Regions from separate parts of the Homo sapiens genome. Here region 2 is linked to region 1. A link is an interaction called in ENCODE POLR2A ChIA-PET data of the cell type or tissue named here. Cell type or tissue: HepG2. All regions are shown on one strand. Links, peaks and the distances in the headings refer to the core of each region. The heading gives the core; the rest is flanking DNA. Region 1 has its middle 30 kb from the start of SOWAHC. Region 2 overlaps SEPTIN10 (septin 10).

The links. ChIA-PET counts read pairs that join two places held together with the same protein. Peaks named below come from ENCODE experiments on the same cell type or tissue, not always from the same donor. Only the 100,000 strongest peaks of a DNase experiment are listed, where the experiment ranks them.
Region 2: POLR2A ChIA-PET joins it to region 1 with 6 read pairs; 5 of 35 experiments call an interaction of 5 or more read pairs at or near these places.

What each region holds. Positions count from the first base shown.
Region 1 is chr2:109,642,215-109,646,605 of GRCh38, reverse strand. It overlaps a transcript of RANBP2 not described here. Among named protein-coding and RNA genes, the nearest start is that of SOWAHC, 30 kb to the right of the region's middle. In HepG2, for the core only: no CTCF peak of the experiment used is centred there; DNase peaks (open chromatin) are centred at 1,005, 1,735 and 2,205; H3K4me3 peaks cover 983 bases.
Region 2 is chr2:109,544,368-109,548,758 of GRCh38, reverse strand. SEPTIN10 (septin 10) reads left to right here. Exons shown (of 11, transcript NM_144710.5): 10 at 2,522-2,709. It also overlaps a transcript of RANBP2 not described here. Among named protein-coding and RNA genes, the nearest start is that of SEPTIN10, 67 kb to the left of the region's middle. In HepG2, for the core only: a CTCF peak has its summit at 2,470; a DNase peak (open chromatin) is centred at 2,448.

The DNA.
Region 1 (4,391 bases), core at 229-4,228:
GCAGGAGAATCACTTGAACCCAGAAGGCAGAGTTTGCAGTGAGCCGAGATTGTGCCATTGCACTCCAGCCTGGGCGACAGAGCAAGACTCCATCTCAAAAAAAAAAAATTATTAGCCGTTTACAAATACATGCAAACATGAGTACAGGGGAGAGCATTACTCCTTTTGCCTCAGGCTCCAGTGTGGTTGGGCATGATGCAGTCAGAGCCTGTCTGCATTTAATATAGTAATATTTTATTTGTGATTTTTAAAAATTCATTTAATTTTTTAAAATATTGCATCAAAATATCATTTATCTGGATGACTTTTTGCCTCTTGCCCCCTTACATTTTGCACCCGATGTGAGCGTCTCACACACCTGACCCTGGTCCTAGTCTGAAGCCAGTGCCACTTTCTGGGTGAAGTAGGTCTTGCCTTACGGATAAGGGACAGTCACCTGGGAGAAGACCAGAAATAAAATCAACTAACAGAACATAGCCTAGGGTGAGAGCATGGTAGATTGCCTCAGAAGGACCAAATGCCGGAGGAGGGAAGGTTGGGGACAGCATTCCGGCCCCAGCCGGTAGAGCTCAGCTGGTGTCAGGCTTCACGTTTCCTTTGACTTTAGCTCCCTTGAGTTCTCCCTGGTGTCTGTGAAGTTTTCATGAGCATTTCAGCCTTTTTTGGCTGCGTTGAGAGTTTTGTCTACACTCCGAGCATAGAGTTTGAAATGGGAATGGCGCACCCCTGAGAGCCAGTATGTGGGAGACAGCCATAATCAAATAATTACAATGAACACTCATGCTGGACTTACCGGGTATAGACACAGCTTCATCTATGTTCACAGATTCTAACCTCCAAGCAGCTCTAGGAGGTAGGCACTAGTAATAACTATTTTTGACTGATGAGGAAATTGAGGCAGAAAGAGGTTTGTCCACATATTTAAGTGAAGGGTCGGGAATTCCAGTCTAGACAGGCTGACTCTTGAGTCCAGGCAGGGGACCCTGAGCCTGTCGCACCTCTCAGGAATCCAAGCTTCAGACCATGTGGCAGCCTGAGCTTGCAGGTACAGCCAGGCTTGGTTTGTTTAGCACATCTCCCCGGAAAGCCTTCTTTCAGAAGCAAACTGAGGAGGACCCGCATTTACTTTTGTAAGGCGTAGTTTCGCTTACTAATGACAGCAACAATTGGCTTTACACAGAGAACAAAATCTCAGGCTGAAAGGGTGAATTTCAGGCATCTCTCATCAGGGATTTGGCCAGAAGGGGCTGGGTGCCCACTCTGTGCCAATTCTAAGACTCCTTGCTGTTCTAGATTAAGGTTGCTGAATTTACGTACTAAGTGGAGGGGTATTTGCAACCTCCCTTCACTCTGTAAGCTAATTTACATTTAAACCTTGGTTGCCTCTCGCTGGCAACTAAGGCTCCACAACAGCCGTCAAGGAATTAATTTCTGGGGCCCATGAAGGCGTGCCTGAGAAATAAAAGTGCTGTGGGAGAATTTTGCCAACAGGCTGAAGAGCAACCTTGCTGCCATGCACACAGACATTTAGGATCCCGCTGGCTTGTGAATCCTGGCATAGTTGCTGGGGGCCACACAGTCGGGAGGCAAACAAAGCTGCTCAGTTAGCACTGCAGTGCTTTTCCTGGGAGTGGGAACTCGCAGGAGCAAACCAACTAGGGAAACGTCCCTAAAGTAGACAGCTTCACCAGAGTGGTTATTGTTGACTTCCTCTTCTGGTTGTTTAAAGTGACAGGCCTTGGGGCTTAGGATCTTGTGATCTAGAAAGCAAATATTGACAAGCAGCCGGGGGGAGGCAGGGCAGAAAACAAGGTCCAGGTTTAGATGACAGCTCCGCTAAGAAAAGTGGAGGGCAGGCCGCAGGCTGACATTCCAGTCCCAGCGGCCTCATCCAGGCAGCCTTGCTGTGACTGCCCGGGAAAACAGTGTTTCACATGCCCTTGGGGATAAAGAGAACACAGGAGCCAGTTCACAGTTCTGAATGTGGTTACTACAAAAGCCCACTTTCTTTTCTATTCTTTTTTTCCCTTGGAGCTATTTTGCAGACAGTTTTTAAGCAATTTTTCTTTAGATTCTGAAAAACCCCAACTCTAACACAAACTACTTTTCTTTAACCATATTCTCTACCTTAGTGATCTGATAAGAGGCCATGGTTTTCAATACCATTGGAACCGCCCGAGGCATTCACCTCGCCAGCTGCCTAGACAGAGTAGATTCATCAACACAGGGAAATTGCAATAGTGAAAGAGAAATTCGTGCAGAGTCAGCTGTGCAGGAGACTGGAGTCTGATTTTTTTTTTGAGACGAGTCTCACTCTGTTGCCCAGGCTGGAGTGCAGTGGCGTGATGTCAGCTCACTGCAAACTCCACCTCCTGGGTTCAAGAGATTCTCCTGCCTCGGCCTCCGGAGTAGCTGGGACTACAGGCGTGCACCACCACGCCTGGCTAAGTTTTTAGTTTTTTTTTGTTTTTTTGTTTTTTTTTTTGAGACAGAGTCTCACTCTGTCGCCCAGGCTGGAGTGCAGTGGTGCGATCTCAGCTCACTGAAACCTCCGCCTCCTGGGTTCAAGCGACTCTCCTGCCTCAGCCTCCCGAGTAGCTGGGATTGCAGGCGCCTGCCACCATGCCCGGCTAATTTTTGTATTTTTAGTAGAGATGGGGTTTCACCATGTTGGTCATGCTGGTCTTGATCTCCTGACCTCGTGATCCGCCTGCCTAGGCCTCCCAAAGGGCTGGGATTACAGGTGTGAGCCACTGAGCCCAGCCCAGAGTTCTATTATTACTCAAATGAGTCTCCCCAAGCATTCAGGAAACAGGGTTTTTTGTTTGTTTGTTTGTTTTTGAGAGGGAGTCTCACTCTGTGGCCCAGGCTGGAGTGCAGAGGTGTGATCTCAGTTCACTGCAACCTCCACCTCCTGGGTTCCAGTGATTCTCCTGCCTCAGCCTCCCAAGTAGCTGGGACCACAGTCACGTGCCACCACGCCTGGCTAATTTTTTTTTTGTATTTTTAGTAGAGATGGGGTTTCACCACGTTGGCCAGGCTGGTCTGAAACTCCTGATCTCAGGTGATCTGCCAGCCTTGGCCTCCCAAAGTGCTGGGATTACAGGTGTGAGCCGCTGCGCCCAGCCTTTGGCAGGCTTCTTTACTGCAACCTGCTTTATCAGCAAGGTCTTTAAGACCTGTATCTTGTGCCGACCTCCTATGTCATCCTGTGACTTATAATGCTTAACCGTCTGGGAATAGAGCCCAGTAGGTTTCAGCCTCATTTTACTCAACCCCTATTCAAGATGGAGTTGCTCTGGTTCAAACGCCTCTGACAATTTGAACTGGAGTTTATGCTATGTTTATGGAACATTTATGTACTAGTACATGCTTTTCTAGCCAAGTTGGGAGATGATCTTTTTTTTTTTTTCTTTTGAAAAGAGTTTTGCTCTATCGCCCAGGCTGGAATGCTAGAATGCAGTGGCACGGTCACAGCTCACTGCAGCCTCAAATTCCTGAGCTCAAGCAATCCTCCCACCTCAGCCTCCTGAGTAGCTGGGACTTATAGATGTGAGCCATCACACCCGGCTAATGTTTTAAAAAAAAATTTTAGTAGAGACAGGGTCTCACTGTGTTGCCCAGGCTGATCTCAAACTCCTGAGCTCAAGCAATTCACCTGCCTCAGCCTTCTGGAGTGTTGGGATTACAGGCGTGAGCCACCACACCCGGCCAAGACTATTCTTTATCTTCCAATATGAGATGCAGATTCCAGACTTTGAGTGCATACATCACACTGTCCTATGCTGGAACCAAGCATTCAGTCATCACATGATTTAGCCTAAGTCTCATCTCTTCTAACACTTCCAATCTTAAAAAATTTTCCCTTCTGTGGTAATCAATAACACACAAGTTTGTATATCTCACCTTCAGCACTGATATTGTTAGTTACCTTTCTTTTTTTTTTTTTATTTGAGATGGAGTCTTGCTCTGTTGCCTACAGGTGCACGTCACCATGCCCAGCTAATTTTTTGTATTTTTAGTAGAGACGGGGTTTCACCGTGTTAGCCAGGATGGTCTCAATCTCCTGACCTCATGATCCGCCCGCCTCGGCCTCCCAAAGTGCTGGGATTACAGGCGTGAGCCACCGCTCCCGGCCTTGTTAGTTACCTTTCTATGTGCACATGACTTTCCTATCCATCTAGGTTATAAATTACTGAGACCAAGAACTTTGTTTGGCGCTTTTTAGCACACATAGCACTACAGTCCAGAGTAAGTGGTAAATGAATCTGGTTTTGTTAAGTGTCAATAATCAGTTAAATGCTAGTGGTAGAAATTTGAAAGCTTGGGAGGAAAAAGATGATGATACCTGAAAGTTAAATTAGGAAAAATAAAGCTGAAAGCAGCCAGGT
Region 2 (4,391 bases), core at 317-4,316, 98 kb after region 1:
TGTGGCCCAAGCTGGAGTGCAATGGCGCTATCTCGGCTCACTGCAACCTCGGCCTCCCGGCTTCAGGCAATTCTCCTGTCTCAGCCTCCCGAGTAGCTGGGACTACAGGCGCACACTGCCACACCTGGTTAATTTTTTGTATTTTAGTAGAGACGGGGTTTCCCCGTGTTGCCCAGGCTGGTCTTGAACTCCTGAGCTCAGGCAATCCACCCACCTCGGCCTCCCAAACGTCTCCCCCTTTCTAGACAACTTGGTGTCTTAGAAAAAGATAACATAGCCAGGCGCTGTGGCTCATGCGTGTAAACCTCCGTGAGCCAATGAGCCTGTAAACCTCAATGAGCCATCACGCCCAGCTATGTCGTCTTTTTCTAGACACCAAGTCCTGCTTTGTTTGCATGAATGCCAGGTTTCTACCCAGAACTAAAATGTTAATGTCAGATTTACCTAACCAGATCAGAGGACCAAAAATAAGGTTATCTTTTAAAATGTAGATTCTAGACACTGTGGTTGTGTTGTTAGAGGGCACAGCACACAGCTGATTCCTATGGAGCTGGCTTAAGACCCTAGTTTTTTTTTTTTTTGAGGTAAGCCACAATTAAACCAGGTCCACCTACATTCTCCTTGGACCTTGTCTCTCTGAACTGCATGCAGAACTTCACATAACTTTCATCTGTATTTCCTCTCATTACTAGTTCTTCTACATCTTTTAGAATTCTTTTATGAGCAGTATTGTGTGCTGTGCTGGGGGTATAAAAATGAAAAAGACATAGCTCCTAAGTAATCCTCAGGGAGACGTTGCTCCCACAGTTACCCCAGCACATGTGTGCTAAGGGTTTCTCTTTTGCACCTGTAACAGAGCACAGGACACAGAAAGAACTACCCAGGGTGGCAGCTGGAGCAAGCTGAGTTTCCTATTTTTTGTTATTAACAATGGCTAATATTTATCGAGTGCTTACTCAGTGCCAGCCATCATGGTAAAAACGTTAGATAGATGTTTTCTTTTGGTATATCCCAGTTGTTTTAAAGCTTCCTTTTTATTTGTAAGTTTCCAGAGTTTTATGCCCTTCATAGCTTTGAGAAATATGCCTTCTATGATCCATATAGGGCATTCCTTAAATTGTGGAACAAAATAAATTAAAAGGCCTGCCCCAAAATTGACATCTAAGGTGACATTGCTCCCTTTATATGGTTTATCAAGATGATTTTCAGCCCCAAGGAGGTGAAAAACTGCTGAATTGTATTCTTTAAATAATTTTTTCTTCTGCTTTTTTCACTTAAGAGAAATCTCTTGAAACTCATTTAACAGTTGTATACGGGAAGAATAACCCCTATAGGTTCTTATTGGAATGACCCCTTATTTTCAGATTAACCAAAAAAAAAAAAAAAAAACAAGTTTATTAGCATGTATATTTCACATATACAGGGGTGATACAGTCAATGAGTAGTTCTCAAAGAGGCGACTGCATTCTACCTTCTATAGCATCTTCAACAAAGAACAGTTAATTTTTACAGAAATGACAAGACAAAGGAAAAGGACTTGGAGTCTCTAGAGGCAGCAACTTGGAGGAAGGCACATAGCTGGCAGATGAAGGCTAGTCAGTAAAGCTAGTTAATGTAGAGCTGTCTGGTACCAGTCTCCAGGCCCAAAAGGGTCTGAAGTTGTCTTTGGTGGTTAACCTTTGTTCTCCCTGGTTGGGGAAGGGGGCTGGATACCTTTTTTCTTTGTACATCTGTATCCTGCCTTTAGGCGCCTAAAGGGAGGTCAGAGAGCTTTCCTGTATCTGCTGCTTCTTAGTTGCCCTCAGCTCAACAGTCCTGCACATTCTGCTCTCCTACAGCTGCATCAAATGTATTTAGCATTAATTTATTCTTTATCTTTATTGGCTATGTAGGCAATGTTTTTCCTATTATAGTGTAAATTCTACTATGATGAGTATTTTTATATGTAAAGCTTTCTCTGAATTTAGGATTTTTTTAAGCCTAGATCTCAGGACATTGAAAGACTATGGAAAAATAGAATACAGTTTTAACATTCTTGACATAGTTGACAATTGACACTTGCTTTCCAGTGATGTTTACTAGTACAGTTTTCAATAACTGTTTACTGCATATATTTTATTTGGAAAATAGTGTTGTTGTTTTTTTCCTTTCTGGTAATTTCTTTCTATACTTTGCATCTCTTATTTTTATTGAGCATGGACTTGAGAGACTTTAAGAAGTTTTGTAGGGAAAATACACACCGAGAAAATAAAAACTCTAGGAAAAGTTCACAATGTTTTAAAAATAGTTTTGTACATAAAGCTATGATTTTTGCATGGGAACTCATTTAAATTAAAGTTACCAAGGGAATTCCATATGTAAACTTTTCCTTGAACTATGAACTTCTGAGACTTCAGAAAGATTTTGACTGTGTAGGTTATTCTGTGTTGCGCTATGGGGTCCGCCTTTGTGTTGCTGAGCTGGAGAGCGTGCCTCTGCTGCCGCGCTGTGTCAGTAGTGGGGATTGCACTTTTGTTTCCAGCTACAGGCCAAATTTGAGCACCTTAAGAGACTTCACCAAGAAGAGAGAATGAAGCTTGAAGAAAAGAGAAGACTTTTGGAAGAAGAAATAATTGCTTTCTCTAAAAAGAAAGCTACCTCCGAGATATTTCACAGCCAGTCCTTTCTGGCAACAGGCAGCAACCTGAGGAAGGACAAGGACCGTAAGAAGTAAGAGGCCCAGCCACCCTCCCTGGCAGCCCTGCCCACACTTGTCACATTGCCCTGTCGGATCTTCCTAGCGCTTCTTACTTCTGCTTCCTTATGCTTTGTCTTCCTTCTCCAACTAAATGTCAGCTCCTGGAGAGGAGAGACCTTGTCCCTCTTGTTCACTGCTGTTTCCCCAGCATCCAGAACAGCACCTGGCACATGTTATGTGTTCAGTATTTGCCAAAATGAATGAATGAACAAAATAAAAATACATCACAGTGTGAAAAGGATCAGTTAGCTGGGGGAAAATGGCTGCTCTTATTGAATAGCCCAGCCGTGGCCCTAGTACACAGCTAATGGCTGCTGACCTACCATGAGTTATTTTGAATTTCATGTCTAAATAAAGCTGTGCCCTTTGTTGGGGAATTATAGACATAAGATAGTATTTTATTGAATTAATTCTTAGGTTCAGTTTTTTAGAACAAATTCTACTGATACTGATTTTGTGAGAATTTTTATTTTAATAAGGGAACCAGGCTGTCGATTCGAACTCCTGTGCATTGATGTCAGAGCTTGTGAAACCAATGGTGGACGTAAAGACGCAGAGAAAGGTAGAGAGGGCCACAGTGCAAGGGGGCAGCCATGAGTAGCATGTGGATGATAATCGCAAGGCGTGTAGGTTTGGGGTATGTGTTAAAATCAGTTACCCAAGTTTTAGAAAATAAGTTTATTTTTCCTTTTTGATAATTTCCTTCTGTACTTTGTGTCCCTTGTTTTATTTCTCCCACTTAAGTATCCCTGTCGGTTTAACTATTTGGCTCTTGAGGAAATTCATCATGCCTTGTTCTATTCAGAATGCTCATTTGGGGGACTCTGCCTCAGTTTACTCTAGCTACCTCTGTGCTAGCAGCGTTGCATGCTCCCATGTTCCCCACAGAGCAACACATCTGGTTTAATGCTCTCACTGCATCTATTTCAGACCCATTTTCAGAATATTGCAACTCAACTTTAAAATAGGAAAACATAACCTTGGCCCATTGGTGGCTTTCAATTTTTAAATATGGAGAAGTAAACCACAGGACTTTGGCAGATTTTATTGGCTTATATATTTTACAGGTATTTTTGTTTGTTTGTTTGTTTTTTTGGAAAAGAGGAAGGAATTCTCATGTATGATCTTTCAATGCAAGCTCTCCAAGGGCATGGATCTTTATCTTGTTCATTGATATAGCCATCCCCAGAGCCTAGAGCAGTTGTCTGGTACATAGTAGGCATGCAATTATTTTTGAAAGAATAAATAGTATAAAAGCTGTATTTTATTCAAGCATTGAATTTAGAAAGATAAACTATAAATTTATTACTGCTTTTCAACATGCTTTGGATTTTAAAGCTAATGGATCTTTTATTAATACCTTTTTTCCTTTCATCTTAACCCAGTGTTACTAAAATTAGATTTCCCATTTTTTCCCCTATATGAAAGATAATTTACATTTACCTTGTAAAAATTATCACCCTGCTCCACTTGAGAACCCTGCTGTTGTTTGCAAAATCAGGACCAAGCCCATATTTTTTGAGAGCTCTCTAGAAGAATTTATCTTCAAGAAAATATGGTTTGGTGTTTTTGGTTTTTTCTTTTCTTTTTCAAAGTCCCATGGCCAGATATCCTATAATATACTAGATGCATGTTTGCTAATTTTTACTTGAAT